Linked DNA regions of Mus musculus: region 2 is linked to region 1. A link is a loop called in an ENCODE intact Hi-C map of the cell type or tissue named here. Cell type or tissue: left cerebral cortex. All regions are shown on one strand. Each heading gives the region's core, and the rest is flanking DNA. Links, peaks and the distances in the headings are about the cores only. Region 1 has its middle 44 kb from the start of Gm39149. Region 2 has its middle 21 kb from the start of Gm32050.

Region 1 (10,956 bases), core at 1,789-9,788:
GTACTTGTTACTTTGAAGAGAGTTGCTTCTTAGTCTTCCAGTGGAGTCATTCAGATCTCTTGTGTACAGGATCATATTCTGTAGATAGGATAATCTGACGTCTTTCCTATTTAAAGGCTTTATTTTTCTCTTCTATTACTTCTCTAGCGAAGAGTTGAAGCACATATTGAATCAAAGTGGAGAATGGAGGCATCCATAATTCATTCTTGATTTTAGAGGCAATGCTTTGCGTTTTTCCTATGCTATAAGATTATAGTTATATAGTATGAGTGTAAGTATATTATAATGGATCTTTTGCACATAACCTTTATTTTTTTTTTTAGCTCTGTTCCTTCTACGCTTAGTTTTTTCATTGCTTTTAATTATGGGGAGATGTTGAACTCTATCAAAGGGCTTTTCTGCACTGATGGAGATAATCATCCCTGCTTATTATAACCTTCCTTAAGTTTATTCTTGTGTGATGTCTTTAATGACTTGCATATTTGAACTATTCTCCAGTCCTTGTACTGAAGCCAAGTTGCTCATGGAGAATGATCAATTCAGTGTGTTACTGAGTTTGACTTGTAGACATTTTGTTGAGATTCTTTGCATCTACAATTATAAAGAAGATCTGACCTCTAACTTTTTTGTGTTGTATCCTTAGATAGCATTTAGTAGGACAATACTGACTCCATGAAATGAGGTTGGTTGTGTTTCATCCTTAGACACATTTGGAGAAGTTTCAGGAGTTCTCTCAAGGTCTTGGGGAAATCAGCAGTAAAACCATCCAAGCCTGGGGTTGGTTGGTTGTTTTCTTTTTTACTTTTTGAGAGATCTTACTATGCTTATAATGCTTGTTACAAAATGCTTAAGTTGTTTATATCATCAGGTTTAATTTTGGCAGGACATCAAATCATTGTATCCATTTCTCTTAAGATTTTCCAATTTATTAGAATATAGACTTTCAAATTATTCCCTAATGATCCTCTAACATTCCTTAGTGTTTGTTTTATTGCTCCTGTTTTCTTGTTTTAATTTTATTGATTTGGGCCTTCTTTAATTTTTTTTGGCTAGTTTGCTTAAGGGATTTTCAATGTGTTTATGTTTTCAAAGAGTCAACTGTTTTATTGATATTTTATATTATTTTTAGTTTCTATTTCATTAATTTCTCTCTGACTTTTTAATATTTATTTCCATCTACTCCCTTTGAATTTAACTTGTTCTTCTTTTTCTAACACCATGAGGTACATAATTATTTATTTGAGAGCTCTCTAACTTCTTAGTTTAGGCATCTATTGCCATAAATGACCATTTTAGAACTGTTTTCATCCTACAGGTCTTATGTGTTATAATTTTATTTTCATTTAATTACAGGACTTTTAGATTCACTCCTGATCTTTATGATAAACTATCACTTAAGAGTATGTTATTCAGAAGGGTATAGGGGACTTTCGGGATAGCATTTGAAATGTAAATGAAGAATATATCTAATAAAAACTGCATGATAAAAAATAGTATGTTGTTCACTCTCTTTGGGTCTGTATGGTTTTTATAGTTTCTTTTTGTTTTGTGGTTAAGGATTTTATTTAGGAGGTCTGTAGTACGGGGACATAGCTAACATGCAGAGATGCTCTTTATTTGCAAATACAGGAAGGACAGATGAGAAAGTAGAGTTAAGGTCCAGATAGAAGCAATTACATAGAAAATCACCGAGAGAAAACGTCACAGAAGTGGGATTTTGCTCCAACCAAGTCATCAGGGCTCTTCCTTGAGGCAGGACAGCTTGATCAAATCTCATGGAGTGGAACATTCACACTAACCTGAATTAGGATCCTTGCTCTAGTGGATCTAATGTAAAGGATGTAATGGATCTAATGTAAAGGATGAATGTGCAGATTCTATCTCTATGCCTCACTTGTAGGGTAATAGGTACAGAGTTCGTTGCTATGCAATCCTGACATTTCTTTGTTGGCTGGTTGGGTTGATGTCTTCTAATAGAAGCAGAGTCTTTGTGGTCTTTCCATTTCGGTGTTAATCTTTGCCTTGTTTGCTTTGCAAATAAAGGACAGGGCAGTGATTATTATTACTCTGTTTTTCTCTCTCTGGATATCGGTAGGGCTATAAGGAAGGCCATACCCCCCACCCCTACATGCTTTAGATCCTAGTACCTTTAAGGTCTTTACACTGCTCATTCATCTTCTAGGGACCTAGTGAGATTTGCTCTAGGCTATATATCAGACTAGATTTCTACCAACTGAAACACTGAAATTCTTGCTCAAAGTATTTCTTCTGTGGCTAGAGAAATTCTGTAGGTCAGATCTCAGAGTCCCCAGACACTTGACCTGAGTTCCCAGAATGGGCTGTGCAGGAACAAACCTTTGCCTCTAGAACCACCCAGTCACTGGGCATCAGTGGTCTTTCAAAAAGGATTCTTATCTCTGCCCAATTCAAGAGGGGATTTTTGAGGCCATTACATGTGAATCTGGATTCTATGATTCCTATGTAAGCAAATCTACTCAGAGTCCTCCATTAACAATATTTTTGAATCTCCTTCCACTTCGGTTTCTGCTTCTTTTCCTGCTTGCATTAGTGCTACAGTTTCCGCCCCCTCCCCCCAACACACACACACACACACACACACACACACACACACACATTCACACACACTCTCTCTCACCTTTAAATAAGTTGCTACTGAAAGTAGTGAGTATATTTCTTGCGCTTTTTGTCTTAAGCTGTGGTTTCTACAGTGTGCTCACTCGGCTTTAGATCTGAGCATCCCTCTTTGGTGCTGAGCTTTCCTGAACGAACCCTTCTGCAGTTGGACCCATTCGAGTTTCCTTTGCCCCTAACACCTGTGACTTTCTGTGGTTACTCAACTCATAGGATAGGTGGCTTTTCTTCTGGTGTGCTAAGACATCATGACCAAGGCAATTTAAGGAAGAAAGAGTTTATTTGGGTTTCTGATCCCATGGGGTCAAAGTTCATCATGGCAGGAAAGCTCGGTAGCTAGTGGCAGGCATGGGGCCAGGAGCATGAAGCTGAGGGAATCTTGTCTTTAACTGCAAGCAGGAAGCAATAAGAGTGGCCTGAAAGTTGTCTGAGACTTTAAACTCTCAAAGCTTGACTCCATCCCAGTGATGTACTTACTTCCTTTAATATGGTCACACCCTGTAAATCTTCCCAAACAGTGCTACCACTAGGGACCCAAGACTTTGATCAAGTATCTAAGCCTGTGGAGGGCATTCTCATTTAAACCACTGCGTGTGTCTATTATCTATATATCTCACTATTCCCTTGAGATTAAAGTGACCTGTGCATATTATCATTTGCTATCTGTTCTATCTCCCTATTTTAAAAATTATAGCCATTCTAGAGATAATAAACAGTAACTAGATCAATGTGATATTTTAAATTTTATTTGCCTAGAATCTGATGATGCTAAGGATTTTTCCTTCAGTTTTTGTCATCTTAATATCTTCGAGAAATATCTATTCAAGTCCTTTGTCCACTTTAAAATCATGTAATCTTTTCACTATTTGACTTGTAGATGTTAAGTCTTCTGGATATTAAATCCCATTTAGATATATAATTTGTAAATATTTTATTCTATCCTCTGGGTCATCTTTTCAGTTTCTTAATAGTATTGTCTGATGTATAAAGTTTTCTGTTTTATTTGTTGCTCACGATTTTGGTACCATGTCTAAGGATCTTTCATGAAACCCAGAGTCATAAAATACCTCTTATTTTTCTTTCTTAGCTTTTGTATTTAGGTGGCTCATCTAGCAAAAGCTAATGTTTTCATACAGTAGAAGATACACTCAAGTCTCATTCTTCTACCAGGGAAAAATCAAGTTGTTCTTGCACCATTTGATGGAGAGTTGATTCTTTCCTCAGAATGGACTTGGCCATCTTGACATGATTTCATAGATACTGTGTGAATGTACCCATTTTCAGATTTGCAAATCCTTTTCACTAGCGTATATACATGCCCTGTATATACAAGTATCACAAATGTTTTGAATTCTGAGCATTTGTAGTTAAGTTTTAGATGTAAGTCTTCAAAGTTTCTCTTTTCCCACTGAGAGTATCTTAAGTACCTACAACTTTTTACAAGGCCAGTGCAGCTAATGATTAGCTTTTATATTGTTGAGATTTTTGTTAGATACTGAGTCCAGAGGACATTGAATAGTACTAGCATTTTCACATCTTAATTTTTCATTTCATAAATATGGGATATATTTCCATTAAGCTAGGTATTTGATTTCTTTCAGTAATATTTTATAGTTTTCAGTGTACAAGTATTTTACTTCCTTACCTAAATTTATTTGGGGCTAATTTATTTTTTAGATGTTATTATAAATGAAATTGCTTCCCTAATTTTCTTTTCAGATTGTTCATTTTAAGTTTACAAAACCACAGTAATTTTGTGTGCTTACTTGTACACTACAACTTTGCTAAATTTATATATTAGTCATATTAGCTTCTTCGGGGAGATGTTGGGTTTTCCATATATAGATTTTACACTGTCCCTGGATAAATTTGGTTTTATTTATTTGCTTCCAATTTGGATTGCTTCTTATTTCTTGCATCTCTAATTATTTTAAGTAGAACTAGTTGGCTGTTAGCAGCATTGAAAACAGGCATCTTTATCTTTCCCTTGACCTCAAGGGAAAGACTTCATTCAATTGTTTGCTATTGAGAATGATGCTAGTTAGATTTGTGTTGTTGTTGTTGTTGTTTGGTTTGGATTTTTGTTTTCTCATAAATGACTTTGACAATGTTGAGTGAATTCTCTTATGGGTCTCCTGTAATTTATATACCAATACAATTTTATATTACTGATTAGTGAGTGGTTCAGATTTTCCCTTCCACCTTCACATTTATTCACCCTGATTCTTTGATTAAAAAAAAAAAAAATTCCTGAAGCTTAACTTGAGGAAGTTTGCTTAACTTGCATAAACTTTCTGTTTGAAATCTTGTCTCGTGGTCATTTGCTTCCATAGCTGTGCCTGTGGACAGTAAACTCCCTTTACCGTGGAGGGGAGATTACCTTATTCATGTCCCCATTCTCAGAATCTATGAAATGTTTTCACAAAGAATACTGGTTGAGAAACAGTCTCTGATAGCTCAGCTTCTCCTCAGTGATCTTGAAACCTCTGGCTTTGCTCCCCTCTGCCCTACATCATGAGGGAGTGCCCATCCCTATCTGAAGTTTGACACGAGGCAGAAACCCAAGCCATCGCAGCAGAGGCTGTGTGGCTGCTCCAGGATGGTTACAACACATAAAAACCAAGGCTGAGGACAGCAGCCTTCCTACTTCACAGCTCACATAGGAAGCATGTGGGTGCTCACTGCTAGATTTTTTCTCTGGCTGAATCATCTTATGCTTGTTTAAAAACTCTGCAAATGGGGTACTGCTCGACTGTTTTCTTTGTTTTCTGCTAAATGAAACAAAACAAATGAGTAATGAGCAGATGATGTCTGTGCAGAGCACTGCTAGGAACTCTAGCAGGACACAAAGAACACACCCGACTATGCCTGCTTCTTCACCCATTTGCAATAAGGCGAGGAGAGGAGGGTTTTTTGGCCAGATTATATTGTAGGAGAGTGTAGTTTCTTATTGCTGCCACAAGTGCAGAATAATGGCTTACTACCGTAATGATGGCTTTTCAACCCAGAATTGCATGGTTCTGCATGGTAGATATTCACCTTACTTGCTGGGATGTTTTGTATATACTGGGCCCAGTGAGTGGCACTATTAGGAGGTGTAGCCTTGTTGGAGTGGGTGTGTCGCTGTGGGTGTGAGCTTAAGACCCTCATTCTGGCTGCCTGGAAGTCAATATTCTGCTAGCAGCCTTCAGATGAAGATGTAGAACTCTCAGCTCTGCCTCCACCACACCTGTCTAGATGTTGCTATGTTCCTGCCTGGATGATAATGGACTGAACTTCTGAACCTGTAAGCCAGCCCCAATTAAATGCTGTCCTTATAAGAGTTGCCTTGGTCATGGTGTCTGTTTACAGCAGTAAAGCCCTAACTAAGACACTTGCTAAACTCTAGGTGTCTGCAGAAATGTGTTACTCCTGCGGATTCTAGGATAATCTGCTTCCTGGCCTTGCCCATGATCCCAGTCATCTCACAATTCCAACCTCTGCTGTTCATTACATCTTCTCTTCCTCTATCTCCTGCTTCCTTCTTTCACTTACAGAAATCTATGATTGCACTGGGCTCGCCTGGATAAAGGAGGGGAAGCCTCCACTCCCAACCATCTAATTGTACCCTCAGGGTTTAATGTTGCCCCCCTGGTGATTAAGGCATGAACCCAGGGGAAACATAGGTCCTATGCTTTCAAGGATAAAACAGTCTTTCTCTAATAGAGAAAATCCCTTGCCACCCCATCCATGGCCAAGTTCATATAGCAAGCTATCCTTCCACTTCAGGATCTCTCTGCAGTGGAGTAAGAGAAGTGAGACCTGGAGAGAAGTGACTTACCCAAGATGGCATAGCTAGTAATTGGCAGGATTCAGACAGCACATAAGCTGTCTGGTCCCTATAATGCTAAGATTCAAAGATGCAGTGACTGCTGGTAAAGGGGAACAAGCGAAGATGCTATAGGAACGGGTTATTACCCCAGCCTTCTTTCATGGCCATACAAAACCCTAGCCATCCAGACATGAATAACCCTGTTTCCAGAGTTTGTATAAAAGTAGCTCCTTTTGAAAAAGCCACATATATTTGTCATCTGTGTCTTGTTACTGTCCTGGGGGAATCTAGTCTCTTATCTTTCATATCCAATTCCTTCCCTTTATATCTTCAAGTCAGCTACTCCAATGTGCTTCATAAAGTTTGAACCAACAGGGAGTTTCTTCTGAACCCAGAAGACCCTCAGGGATTTTGGAAAGTTCCAGGGCTCAGGAAACCCCATATCCCCAGCATGCTCAAGTCAGCAGATTGCTTTTCCCCTGAGTTCAGCCATTAGCTCCTGCCTTCTGTCATTTTGTGCCCACACACGGTCTCCACACAGACTTCCAGAAACAAGCCTCCTGCCCACCCTCGCCGCAGCAATGCTGCTCTCTGCTCGGAGTGACATCCCTCTCTGCCTGCCACTCCCCCCCGTGTTGTCTGACACTAACTCGAAGACTGGGGCTGGAATTTTGTCGTTGCTATGGAAGTGGGATCCAGCTCAGTCTCCCGAACTTACAGAGTGTCCAAAAACACACACGGCATCTTGCGCTGACACACCACTGACAACCTGCGATGACGGGGATGTACTTTTGAGTGTCATCTTGACAGGAGCAGGAGCCTCTATCTGCCGGCCCACACGCTGGGCCATCTGTCTCCCAAGATTGTGTGCACACCCCTGGCTCGGATCCTGAGCCTGCCTTGCAGGGGGCTCGTCCTTGCCTGGCCTGGCGCCTACAAAGGGTGAGAAGGCAAGAGTCCCCCACCCCAGTACGTGGGCTGTTTTTCTAGAGGAAGGTGAGCCAGGGAGGGATGGGAAAAGCTCAGGGCCATCTATGGCTTTAGCATTGCCAAGGTCACAGTGGACATTTTAGCTCGGTGACAGGGAGAAGAGCCAGATCGCCTGCCTTATTTGTGGCCTAAAGGCACAGCTTTGGGATTTCCTTGGCTCTTGGAAAGGCAGCCCTTTGGGGAGGTGCCAGTATTTCCAGGTGGCATGGGGAGGGCTGCTCAAGACACGTGGATTCCTTTGCTTCCTGCCTCCAGCTCCCTCTGTGGGGAAGGATGGAGGAATTCCCGGATTTGGTGGGTATCCCAGCCAGCTAATGTCACCAGTTACACAAGATGAAAATTAAGGGCCTGAAGTTTGGAGAAGTGGGATGGTGGGCCTGTGAGAGGAGAAAGGAAAGATGCAAATAGCATAGAAGAGAAATTCTTTTCATCATTTCCTATTCCAGCCAGTTCAGTCAACACCCTAGGTCCCAATTCTCTCCCAATTAGGACATGGGGCATGGGTTTCTGTCACCTAAGGTTGACATGAGATCTACCATGTTGATTTAGTTGAGAAAGGACAGACAAGCATACAGTCACAGGGCTCTGCTCCTCCCCATCCATGGCTCTTTTCATTCCTCACTGTGTATTCTACCCAAGGGCTTTTTATGCTCAGTTTACCTGCAAATGGCATCCCAGGACATTGTAATCTGTATTCTACTCGGAGATAATATCTTTTGGGGGGGATACATCTTTCTTTGAGTTTCTTTTCCCCACTTTTCTACCTGGTTAATATGGGTTCTTGGCTTTATGCCTGCAGCTCTTTCTGAGTCCTAAGGAGTCTGTTGGCTGGGCATCAGACTGGACAATGCCAGTCTCTGTGTGGCTGAGCCCTGAAAGCAGCTTCGTCCTCAGCCTTGAACTCTCCTCCCGAATGAAGGAGACCATTCCCAACAGCTATTAGCCGAGAAGGATTTGGCTTGGGTCGTCTTCTCCTAAAATACTCCGCACACACATGGTGATGGCTGTCAGCCCTGTCTAAGAAGATGGATCTTCTTGTCTACATCTGGTACCAAGGCTGTCACAGACGGGCGGTTTCATGAAGGAAGTGAAGCTTGCGTTGATCAGCCGAGGGGACTTAGATGCTGGAGAGGTGGCCAAAGGTAAGACAGGGTGATCTGAGCCAGCTGTTGTTTGGCTCAGGTCATTCCCTGGTTATCAAAGCCTCTGGGGTTGAAGGTCACGCCTTCTTATCAGGCTTTGAATGAGACAGGTTCATCCCCTTAACTGGAACTAGCTAGATAAAACCTCGTTCTAGCTAAGTGAATCTCAAAATCTACACAAAGGAGTCTTCTGGCAATTCATAGGACCTCTTGCTGCAGCAACAGCCTATCTGTAATTGACCTTTTGGGGGGATAATAAATAATCAAGTAGAAAACCTTCAGCAAAATCATCAAAGACAAAGGACTAAGAGAGTGTAGAGAGCCAGGGAAACAACTTAGCTCTAAGTCTTAACACACATCAACTTTTCAAAACTTCCCCATCTGTATTTTGGGAAGTAAAAAAAATCGTTTTTTGCTGATTTATGATAAAAATAGAATTCATTGGATATTAACATGTATTTGATATGTGAAAGCTCTGAACAATTTGTCTTGAGCACTTATAGATGACTTGACAGAAATTCTATCTAATTTGCTACTACAGAAAGGGGCTGAGTCCATCTGATTTTAGAAACTCGCGTTTCTTAAGTTTGAGATTGTTGGAAATGAGTACAGTGTTGACCAGCCCAAGTGTGACGGTCACTGGTTATCGGTCAGCAATGATTTGGAGTTTGCAATATTCCCTAGAGAATGGAGTCATTGTGTACCTCTTGGGGATCTTGACAGGTCTCCAGTAGGAGTCTTATGAGGCAGAGAAGCACCTCTACCAGGGACCTGGGAGGTGAAGGAGCACTTCTATTAGGGAGCCAGGAAGTGGAGGAGCACCTCAACCAGGGAGCTTGAGGCTACTGTAGATTTTGAGACATGTGATTTTACAAGAGGTATTTTCATGGGATCATTAATCTTAAATATATCAGTACAAAGAGAAAAGGAGAGGGGGAGAGGCAACCATAGCCCTCAGAGTGTTTGAATTCACAGCAGTAACAATGACATTGTTTGAAGATTTTACTAAGAATTTTGAAAGCTTTCTAGTGCCTATTTGAGGGGATACCTCACTGAGTACCAGTGTCTAACTGACATCTGTTGAAATACACCTCTCTGCACCCCATATTGCAGGTCATCACCAAGTCCTATTGGCTCACCCATCTCCCTGCCCTTGATCTCCTCCACCACCCGACTCGCTTCGACCACCACTGTCTTTCTCATCTCAGTTGCTACAGATCCTCCGAACTGCCTTTTGCCAGTCCAATCTGCGCTGTATTCATTGTTCACATTACTTTAGTCTCCAGTCCCTTCCTATTGATTTGCTAAAGAACAAAGTAGTGATTGATCTAGAAGGCCCTTTGCTGCTCAGTACCCACACAATCAGCCTGCCTTATCTGAAGCCACTATCCCTGGCTTCCTGGGCTTAAATAAATTCCTCTCTTTGAGATATTCTCCCTTCGTGAGGATGATTTAGTTCTTCAATGAGCTTGTTGCTTCTCAGCTAAAGGGGGAAATATGCTTGGCCCTCTCCTTTTACTTCTGCTCCTGGGCACATTACTCCACAAGATAATTATGATTGCCCAATCACCAGTGTGACCCCTGGATTCATGTCAGTTTCCACAGGGACCTCAGCTATATTCTCTACAGTTGAATTCCCAGTGACTCAGTTCTCATGTATTGAATGAATAAAAGAATGCATGCAAGAAAATAGATTGACACTTGCGAGAGACCCCCACCTTTCTCCACATGAGAGGTTGTCGCTATTCCTTTCTATCAAGAACGTCGGAGAAATTTAGGGGTCTGAATTATTGGCACATTCCACAATGACAGCCATATACTTCTAATGACCCGGAGGGAATGGACTGTTTAGAAGATGTAGCTGTAGACAACAAGCTTCTATGCAGCAGACCCTGGTCAAAATGAAAGTTACATGGGACTGTAGTCTAATCTTCCACACAAGTACTTGCCAAGGCTAAGAGTATAATGAGAGAGAAATGCCTTAGATGTTGGGGTCCCCAAGTGAGATGGAGGTGTAAGAAGAATCTCAACCCAAGGCAAGCATGCAGCCACACGCCAGTTGAAGAGCTTTCTTTGTCCTCTATGAAAAGCCACCAAGTTCACTGTGCTATGAATCTATGCAGATATGTCCATGCCTGGTGCTGGTCTCTAGTTTTCAAGTGGAGATGGAAAGAGAGCAGGCAATGAAGTGAGGTAAGGAAAATATGGCATCCAGGGTCCAGTACCTTCAGGTGGGGTTGTCAAGCTGTGAGCCTCAAGATGCTAGCCTAATAAATGGGGTGAGGGGTGCAGATCTATTAAAATGAAGTGAGGGTTGCAGAACTATTAATAAGGATTAAATGATGGTGTGGATGAAATGTT
Region 2 (10,956 bases), core at 1,944-9,943, 72 kb before region 1:
AGAGTAAGAACACAGTCTAGCCAGTCTGTTGATGTCAGTCATGAAAACCTTTGTGTTCCTTACCAGGCTCCTGGAAACCCACCACACCTCTGGGTTGTGACATAGATGCTGTGCATACCTTGAGGCATTTCTTCAGCAGCATGACTGCAAATGTTGTGTTGTTCTTGCCTCTGGAGATTCTATGGGATTGTGGTACTTGCCTGGTTATTGGGCAGGGCCTCCATAGCTCAATTTACAGATGATGTCACACCTCTGGACATTCTTTCTGGACTGTGGATGCTGGCCCTGCCCTTCTGCTATCCTTCCTGATGCTATGGCATATGACTTGGAAACCATGTCTAAATTCTCCTGGCAACTCCAACTTTGAACAAATTTCCACTTCGCTGAATACTGAGAGGTTCTGATGAAACTTATTCTGCAATCAAGCTGGAGTCTGCTGGCCAAGTGTGGTGGTTTGGATAAGAATGGCCCTGATACATCTAAAAGTTTGAATATTTGATCCCCAGTTGATGGAACTGTTTGGGAAGAATTAGGAGATGTGTCCTTGTTGGAAGTGCTATGTCGCTGGAGGTGGTCTTTGAGGTTTCAAAATCTCACACCTTTCCTAGGAAGCTCTCTCACTCTCTGTCTTGTGTCTGTGGATTATATGTAAGCTCACAGTTACTACTCTAGCACCCTACCTGCCTACTGTCACACTGCCTGCCATCATTATCATGTACTCCAACCCTCTGGAACAATGAGCCCCTAAATTAAATGATTTATTTTTTAAGATGCCTTGGTTGTGTTGTGTCACCACAGCAGTAGAATAGTAACTAACATACCAGATTATAGGATAAAGTTTATTAGCTGTACCATTGATTTCCTAAGTGGTTCACAAAATGTCTTGAGAAGCTGAGTCATAGACTCTGTTGGTGTCTTCTTAAGATGGAGTCCTGAAGCTGTTCTGGTCTTTTAAAGATGATATAGTACTTGGTTGAGTGCTGGGTGCTGGGTGTTGGGTACTGGGTGCTGGGTGCTGGGTGCTGGATGCTGGATGCTGAGTGCTGAGTGCTAAGAAGAAATTGGCTTTTCATCTTTCTCTCAGTATTGTTCTCACACTTTTTTCTTTGGGACCTCCTTAATTTTCTGCTCTTTAAAATCCATTACTAAGGTTGTAAAGCAAAGTTTCTGGGCCTCTTTGATTTAGTTGTGGCTCTTGTCATTTGCTGCTGGGTGTCCCTTCACTGTGAATGGAGAGCTCTCTAGCCCAGGCTGGTCTCTCTGAGACAGACTCTGGAGTTTCTCTTCTGCTTTGTGAGGTTTCCTGTTTTTATTATTATTAGAGCCAGAGGCATTTGGGCATCACCCATGTCTTCTGACAGCTGGTATCTGACTTTTGCAAGCTATTCTCTGGAGAGTCTAATGGACCATGACTCTCAGTCATAGTCATTTGTCTCTTGGTCTTCTTTAAGATTCTGGATCATGAATAAAAGCCTCTATACAGGTGTCTCCAACATACATTTGGAGCTAGTCATTTATTCACAGGGCTATGGAAGAGTCCTAATAGGCTTAGTGTGTGTTTTAGTCAGCTTTCTTTAACTGTAACAAAATATTTGATGACAAATTTATAAAGAGGAAAGTGACTGAAGGATGGCTTAGTGGGTAAAAAGTGCTTGCTATGCAAGCATGAGGTTTGAATCCTCAGGGCCCATGTAGATCTGGCCATGGTAGTATGAGTATGAGTCTATTCAGTGCTCCTATGGTGAGATAGGAAGTTCTTTGGACTGTGGAGACTCAAAAGTCAGATATCCTATTATCTGTAGTGGCAAACAACAAAGAAAGACTAAGGCTAGCTCCATTAAATGGCTTCCTATGACTCGTCAGTTTCATCCACTTAGACATTCATTCAACACAAATTTTCTTTTTTTTTTCCTTTTCCATTTTTTATTAGGTATTTAGCTCATTTACATTTCCAATGCTATACCAAAAGTCCCCCATACCCACCCACCCCCACTCCCCTACCAACCCACTCCCCCTTTTTGGCCCTGGCGTTCCCCTGTACTGAGGCATATAAAGTTTGCGTGTCCAATGGGCCTCTCTTTCCAGTGATGGCCGACTAGGCCATCTTTTGATACATATGCAGCTAGAGTCAAGAGCTCCGGGGTACTGGTTAGTTCATAATGTTGTTCCACCTATAGGGTTGCAGTTCCCTTTAGCTCCTTGGGTACTTTCTCTAGCTCCTCCATTGGGAGCCCTGTGATCCATCCATTAGCTGACTGTGAGCATCCACTTCTGTGTTTGCTAGGCCCCGGCATGGTCTCACAAGAGACAGCTACATCTGGGTCCTTTCGATAAAATCTTGCTAGTGTATGCAATGGTGTCAGCGTTTGGATGCTGATTATGGGGTGGATCCCTGGATATGGCAGTCTCTACATGGTCCATCCTTTCATCTCAGCTCCAAACTTTGTCTCTGTAACTCCTTCCAAGGGTGTTTTGTTCCCACTTCTAAGGAGGGGCATAGTGTCCACACTTCAGTCTTCATTTTTCTTGAGTTTCATGTGTTTAGGAAATTGTATCTTATATCTTGGGTATCCTAGGTTTTGGGCTAATATCCACTTATCAGTGAGTACATATTGCAACACAAATTTTCTAATCCTCTACTGTGGGTCATGCATTATGCCAAAGTAAGAAGGAAACAGCTTCTATGTGTTACCATAAGGAGGAATATGCCTCTGAGAGGAGATAGGGCATTGTCTCCACTCTTAAGAATTAATCTTGTTGGCTGATCAATCACTTGGCCTCCTCCTCATGATGGTTGGTTTATATTAAGCTGTGCTAAAAAGAGGGTATGGTGGTTGTTTTGAGTAAGAATGTATCTTATAGGATTATATATTTGAATGCTTAGTCGGCAGAGAATAGTGCTGTTTGAAAGGATTAGAAGGATTGTTGGAGGAAGTATATATCTGGCGCGGAGTGGGGGGTCTTTGAGGTTTCAAAAGCCCATGATAAGCCCCCAGCCCCCAGTATCTCTTTTTCTCCCTCTCCCTCTCCTCCTCCTCCCTCTCTGGAAGCAAACAGGACATAAAGTTCTCAGCTTTGGCTCCAGCACCCGTCTGCCTGCCTGCCTGCCTGCCTGCCTGCCTGCCACCATGCTTCCTGCCAGGATGATAATGGATTAAACCTGAAACTGTAAGCAAACCTCCAATTAAATGCTGTCTCTTATAACAGTTGCCTTGGTCATGGTGTTTCTTCTCAGCAGTTGATCTATAAGCGAATCTGCTTTCTGGTGGGAAAGTGTAACTTGTTTCTTTCTACCTCTTTTCAAAGCTGGTATCTTGGGCTACATTGTTTCTCTAAAGCTTGCCTTTTGCCCATGTGGCTGGTCTCCAGGCTGACTTATCACAAATGGAATACCTTTTTCCTTTTTTCATCTCTGTCCATCTCCAGGCAGCTGCTAATACTTGTAGCTTGCTGTTCTGGAGCTTTTATTTTAAACTTGAAAAAAAAATTGTTCTTGAGTCTTCATTTGTATCTGCTCTTACATCTTTTTTTTTAAGGGTTTATTTATTTATTTTATGTATAAAGTACACTGAAGCTGTACTGATGGTTGTGAGCCATCATGTGGTTGCTGGGAATTGAACTCAGGACCTCTGCTAGCTCTGGCCCTGCTCGCTCCAGCCTAAAGATTTATTTATTATTATATATACGTATTATGTAGCTGTGTTCAGACACACCACAAGAGGTCATCAAAACCCATTACAGATAGCTGTGAGTCACCATGTGGTTGCTGGGATTTGAACTCAGGACCTTCGGAAGAGCAATCAGTGCTCTTAGCTGCTGAGCCATCTCTCTAGTCCCTGCTCTTACATATTTTACTTTTGAACTAGACTAATAGCCCCATGAAGAGACCTCAATTTCCTTAATAACATGTAACAACCCCACTGAAACATTTCAAGATATTTAGTAATGTGAGTGCTTTTGTGTGTGTGTGTGTGTGTGTGTGTGTGTGTGTGTGTGCGTGTGTGTGTGTGTTTTCAGAATTAGGGATTTGGGTATGAGTTGTTTTTTCTTGGAAAATGCTGATGCTCATGGAACACTGAAGGGTGATGATAAACAGAGCCCCATGTCATTAAGGCTCTGGTATGGAGGACATAAAAACTCATATAGAAGAAATGGTCTTGCATGAGGCCAGCGTCCACAGGTAAAACTATTCAGTGATCAGACCTGATGTGAAATTACCAGTCAACAGGACAATAGTGAGACCCTAGAGGTCAGCCTTGAACCTCTTTGATTTCTGAGCAGGCACAGGGCTTAAAGACAAACAGGACTTCCTGATGGTGCTTGGAAAGACAGGAGCTGCAGAGGGTGGCAGCCTTGCCAGACAAAAAGCATCTCAGTGGTTGTCAATATGGGGATTGCCCTGAGAAGGTGAGAGGAGAGCAGGGACTTGTGATCTGGGGAAAAACAGATCAAAGATCTAAGCTGCCTGGATCATAGATGCCCGAAAGATCCTGCACTTCTTTCAAAGGTTTATATGACCAGCGTGGAGTCCTCGCACTTCCTAGGAGCTAAGCAAGGACAATGGCCTCTGGGGTAGCGTGAGGAAGGGTACCCTGGGGTAGAGGGCAAGTCCAGGGAAGCACAAATCCTGTGTGACTCCTGATAGATATTCTATCCTGTCTGCAGCAAGAGCAGCCTCCTTGGGGGCTCGTTTTGATGTTAATGAGATCAAGAAAGTGGGGAAAATTGTTTTCTTCTGAAAATTCCATTTCATCCTTCCTTGCTCTCTGGGCATACCTCTCTGATTTAGATACACTATGTTTAATTAAAACAGTGTTTTTCTCCCCTCCCCTGCTCTTCCCACCTCCCTCTCTTCTCAGCTAGCTGTTCTTATGAACAAACTGGTTCCTCTAGCAGTTTAGGCGTTTTTTATTCATTGCTACACGGGGCAAGGGAGAGCTTTTGCTGAAAACCTAGTGGTTGTACCTGATCATGGATTAGACACACACTCATCTCACCTTGGTAAAACTTTGGGTACAGGTCTTAGAAATGTGGATTGCACAGAACACACCAGTGATAGGGGAGAATTTCCCAAATAGGGAGAAGTTTTTCCCTCTTTGGGGTACTAACCCCATTATACAGAGATTTAAGACAGGTGTCCTCTCAGCATCTACCTAGTCTTTGCTTTTAAATGGGATCGACTTGACAAAATGTAAACGATAGAATTTTGTAGGATCATGGACAAAAAATAGATACTCTTCCTGTGCCAGTTTCTCTGTGAGCAATTGAACATAACCAGTGGGATTTTTATTGGAGCTTTAAAAAAAGATTTTTCACATGAAGGAATCACAACTCAGGGAAGCTGATATTCTTGTGTAAGATCATGGGACTGGTAATGGCAAAAGTGAAACTTGAATTCAGAAGCTTTCAACCCCATTTTTTCACACTTCCCACTATATCCAGAAAGGGCCTCTAGCTGAACAAATGGATTTCCCTTGAAGCTGCCAGCTATCTTCTGAGGTGATAGGAGAGAAAATGCTGTCTGTGAGATCGTTGGTATCAGGAACACTCATATCTTTATGGAAAGTGTGTTGGGAGCAATTCCATTTACAACTAGCAGATGAGAGGTCTCTTATTTGCCTTGATTTCTTTAATAGGTAATCCTGATTGTTGACTTGGTTAGACTGAGAAGTATCTAGGAGAACCTAACACATTTATGTAAAGGCATTTCTAGATAGAATTAATTAAGAGGAATGCCTACCTTGAATGTGGGTACATCTGAAATAATCCTCATGAGAAAGATACACTCCTCCATGCTAACAAATAGTATAAGAGTCCTTTAATTTTTTTTGCCTGGTGACCAAGAGTGGGCTAATGCCTCAGAAAGTCTATTGGTATTGAAGTTCAGGGATACAGAATTTTAAAAGGCAAATTAAATCAATGTTAGATGAGGGTCAGAGTAATCTTGCAACATTTGTTTAGGCCTAACATAGTAGTTACTTCATATACAACATGGCAATTAATTTTATCTATACCTTCTTCAGCTGTTTTAGTTTAGTTTGCATAAGCGTTATTATCTCTTTAATACATCTGGACCATGGTCATAGTCATGGAAATCTCATATGTACTATCAAGGCAGATGTGGCTGATGGGGGTATAGAGGGCTGAGAAATGTATAAGCAGGCACAAAATGGAGATAGGATAAGATGGCATTACTTTAGCCCAACATTCTTTCTCTGTATCCTGGCTGCTGTCCTTGATGCTGTGGACTAAAACATTCACCACCATAAGAACAATTAACCCCTTGTATTGTTTGTTTAATTGTCTTTTCACAGGAGCAGAAAGTTTAACACAAAAGGTTGATATCAGAGAAGTGGTATCACTACCCTGAGACTGCAAGGGGTTAGCAGTCTTTCAAACTGGTTTGTGGGAAGACCTTGGAAAACTTTGGAGAATCAGGCAAGAGGAAATTTAGACAGTTTAAACAAAAGGTAACAGGCAATTCTGGTGGGATCTCTAGTGGGATCTCTGGTGGAATGCTGATAGGAATATGAACATTGAATTCTGCGTAAATTTTCAAATAGGGATGATGCGTGTATAGTAACTAGAGCAGAGGCCCCGAAAGTTACATCTGTTAAAGAACTTGTCTATATTTTGTCTGTGTCCTGAGACCTTGCATGAGATTTAATTTAAAAGTGACCACTTAGCTAATATGTTGGGAATAAATTTTAAGGCATCCCAGCTTCAGGCCGTGGTGTATCTATTGCTAGGTCCTTTTAGTTAGATTAATGAATGGTAAAATTGGTTATGAAAAGCAGAACAGAAGAGTTTGAGAAACCTATAGTTTGGTCCAGACATAAGCACATTTAAACTAGGGAGTCGGAGAAAATGTGGCTACTGATAAGATTCAGATCCTTAGAAAGAGCCAAATACTTTGAATCAGAACAGTGAAGCAGGTGCCTTGAGGGTATCTCAGGAATCAGCCATGCCCCAGACACAGTAGGCTCAAAGGTGTGATGGTTTTTAATTCAGCTGGATGACTTTGCCGTTAGGAGACTTTGCCTTGGGGTACCCTGCTACCTATGGCATCCAGAGAAGTCTGCCCCTGAGCTCAGCCACCTAGGAATCGCTGTGTGAATATCCCCTCCTCTGCATGCACTCACCAGGATGATGCTTTTTTTCCACAAAAGCCTGCAAGCAGACCACGTCTGCATGTATGTATGCCAAACAGGTGTGGGTGTCTTTGGAAGCCAGAGAGGGCATTGGATCCCTAGAGTTAGAGTTACAGGCAATTGTGAACTGACCAAAGTGGGTGCTGGGAACCAAACTCAGGTCCTCTGGAAGAGTTAAAAGCTCTTAACTGCAGAGCTAACTCTGTTGCTTTGGTAGTTTAATTTTTAAATTATATACCATGCAATCTGCAGCGTTTCCTCTTTGGTTATCATCTACCCTGATTTAGACCAGACTTACTACATGCATATGTTCCACAGTCACGTGTGCTTCTGGCAAACTTGGAGGAGCCAGAGCTCTGGGTATTGGCCGTTTGGAAAGCATAGTAACTGGTTCACTTGTAGGCTCCTTCCCCTGGACTAGAGTTTTCTGGTTTTGTTTTGCTATAGACAAACATATTCAGGGAGCAAGCAAGTGGAGATTCTCTTTGGCTAGGCATATCCTTTCCTGCTCAGCCTAGATTCTCCATAGAAAGTATCCGAGGATTGGTGTCAACTGTGTGTCATGAGGATGAGCTAGGAGATAGAATCTAGTCTCTGTGGAAAGCATTTCTCAGGACAATTTCATGAAAATGCACTGCAGGCAATTAATTCGGTGTTGCACGGCTGTTTGACATAGTCTAATAGTTCTTGCTGCCAGGTAGGAAAATTTCCAACATTCATCCACAGGAGGGTAACTAAAACCAACCATAATGTAAGAATGTATTTCAAAATTAACTAGAAAAAAAAGGACTTGGAATGGCATTCACAATGATATGACAAATGTGTAAGGAGATGTTTATACATGTGTAAGGCTTGGTCTGGTGCTGCTATGTATTCAAATGCTAAATAGTGGCCTTCAAGATATGGTTGCCCCTGAGCACCAGAAATTCTCATGTATACCAGCTTTTGTTGTGTGAACCTTGTTCCCCAAGTTCGTTGGTCAGTAAAAGGATAAAGGCCATGATTTGGCAATAGATGGAGGTATGTGGGTTTTCAGTTACCTGTCTGGGGGTCACAGGTGGAGACAGGAAAGGACATAAAGGGAGGAGGAGGCTGTCATGAGAGGAGATGGACTATGAACATGTGGCTAGGAGAAACAACAAGTGACAAGGGACATGTGGCTGAGATGTAAATTAGAATAGCTCCAGCACCTGCCATGGTTATGGATCTTAAAGAAAATACCTGAATAGTGTATCTTTTATACGGGCTAGCTAGAATTTATAATTCCATTTTACATATGCTAATTATTCTGGTTTGGTCATTATGTAATATAGCGTAATATCAGATTGTATATAATAAGTACATACACTTTTAAAATGTTAGTCTAAAATAAAAGTGTGATTCATTACATGCAAGTTCAGTACTGGAAACATTGGACCAGGAGAGGTTTAATTCAGTGTTTCTACTTCTCTACTGACCTTGTTCCTCTCTTTCATCCTCCAAGGGCTCCGACCTCAGTCCTATGGAGGGGCTAACTCCACCATACTCTACCCTCAAAGGAAATGATGTTTTCTTTTCACGATTGCTTAGGAAACACAGCATGTAGACAGTGGCCTGCTCTTCTTCCTTTTCCAGGTCCATGTTGAGCTTTATTTAGAACTTTTAGGGAAGCATGCTTTGCTGCTGTAGGAAGTTGGAGGTGATAGAGAGAGAACTGGGTGAAGACAGGGACATTATTATTGGTAGTGAGCCATTCACTCAACTCCCTGACATTTTGTGTCCTTAACCTCGGTCACTGGAGGTACCTGTGAGACTCATGCTTAGATAGAAGCAAAACAGGACGCTTGGTGAGAAGTTTTCCAAATCAGCCCCTGGTACTACTTGAATTTGCATACACTCTGAAAACACTTCCATTTTGGAAAATTTATTTCTTTTTGTCCCAGGCACCTCCTCTCCTCTCTGGGTGCTGAGACTTGGGTCTCACCTCTTAAACACAGGATGCCCGAGACTCATCTCTGCCCCTGATGAGAAGCAGATTTCTGAATTGTTCTGCGTGATGAAACTGAGAGAGTCCCATGAGTCTAAGGGAAGGCAAGCACTGCTGGGCCTTGTGAGTGCTGACGCAATTTAGACAGCACTTGGTGGTATGCTTTTAATATCTGAGGGGTGAGGGGGAAAGATTACCTGGCCATTTTACAGATGATAGTGTCTCAAAGTCGACTTCTTACTTTGGGCTTTGTGTCCATCGCTCCATGAGGAAAGTGATTCTCTAGCTCCAGAAGTATACTTCACTCAAATAAAAAGTTAAGCCCGTAGAGAAAGCAGGTACCGGTGAGACTCAACAGGATGACATGGTCACGTGGTCATGGAACCCTTGTGGTCTTTTCCATGGCCTAAGCTCTGCTTCCTCTTAGGACTTTCCCATCCTCCCTGTTATTCTTCCAGACACATTTCCTTCTCATATCCTCCATCCTCTGGAAGGCTTGATACCTGACATTCACAATACTTGTTCTCATTCACAGTGCATTCTTCAACATCTCTATCGAGTCTTCTACACAACCTCTTTCTTTTTACTCTTTTTAGCCCTAAAATTATGTCTTCTCATCCTGCTTTAATTTTCCTTATAGCACTTATCTAATACATATTGTTATCATTATAACACACGTGTATATTTGTGTGTTGCCTGCTGTTTCTGTTAGTGTGCATGCTCAAATAAAGGAAGTACCTTTTCTTTGTTCATTGCCATTTAGAAGGCAGTGCTGCCTGTTGAAGCATGAGAAAGTAAACTCTGAATGATGAGATTAACACTGCATCCACTTCCGAAGTCCACCTGTTCTTGGTATTATTATTATTAGATGATTCTGGCCTTGACTCAAACATCTGAAGCATGGTCAACACAACATCTCCGATTGGGCAGCCTCAATTGTAAAGATCTTGGCATGGAAGTATAGGACAGTGAGCATGCTTTCAAGTAAGACTTGTCTGGACATTTAAATTCAAACTGTGGACTGCTGTTTTTGTGTGTCAACTTGACACAAACTGGAGTTATCATAGAGAAAGGAGCCTCCCTTGAGGAAATCCCTCCATGAGATCAGCGGTAAGGCATTTTCTCAATTAGTGATCAAGGAGGGAGGGCCCCTTGTGGGTGGTGCCATCCCTGGGCTGGTAATACTGAGTTCTATAAGAAAGCAAGCTGAGCAAGCCAGGGTAAGCAAGCCAGTAATGAACATCCCTCTATGGCCTCTGCATCAGCTTCTGCTCCCTGACCTGCCTGAGTTCCAGTCCTAACTTCTTTCAGTGATGAATAGCAATGTGGAAATGTAAGCTGAATAAACCCTTTCCTCTCCAACTTGCTTCTTGGCCATGATGTTTTGTGCAGTTAGAAACCCTGACTAAGACACCTTGCATATTCTGATTTGGAGATGAAGTGTTTCCAAAGGCCAACATGCTAACGTCCCTTTTTCAGCTTGTAGGAGGTGGTAGGAGCTTTAAGGGGTGGGGTCTACTGGGAGATCACATTATTGGGTGAATGCCTTTGAAGGGGATAACGGAGGCCCAGTCTCTTCTTCCATGTCTATTTTCTGCTCACCATGAATGGAGTAGCTGGGCCCACGAGGGCTTCCCACTAAGACAGTCTCCCTCACTACAGGAGTCAAAGCATGAGAACCCTAGCCTGAAATCACAGTCCACACTAAACCTTTTCTCGCTCTGTTTCAGGTGTTTTATGTTGTTTATTATTGTGTACTTCCCACAGCCACTGAAAGCTGACTGACACACTGTCTCATTCCATGTGTGTTAGCTCATTGGCCTCTATTTTTACCTTGTG

Evidence for each region. Peaks named below come from ENCODE experiments on the same cell type or tissue, not always from the same donor. Only the 100,000 strongest peaks of a DNase experiment are listed, where the experiment ranks them.
Region 2: a loop joins it to region 1, with 5 times the contacts of the local background. A loop is called at or near these places in 2 of 42 quality-filtered maps.

Annotation. Positions count from the first base shown.
Region 1 is chr8:26,530,351-26,541,306 of GRCm38, reverse strand. No RefSeq gene overlaps it. Among named protein-coding and RNA genes, the nearest start is that of Gm39149, 44 kb to the left of the region's middle. In left cerebral cortex, for the core only: a CTCF peak has its summit at 5,620; DNase peaks (open chromatin) are centred at 5,327, 7,117 and 7,651.
Region 2 is chr8:26,602,682-26,613,637 of GRCm38, reverse strand. No RefSeq gene overlaps it. Among named protein-coding and RNA genes, the nearest start is that of Gm32050, 21 kb to the left of the region's middle. In left cerebral cortex, for the core only: no CTCF peak of the experiment used is centred there; DNase peaks (open chromatin) are centred at 4,856 and 5,417; H3K27ac peaks cover 331 bases.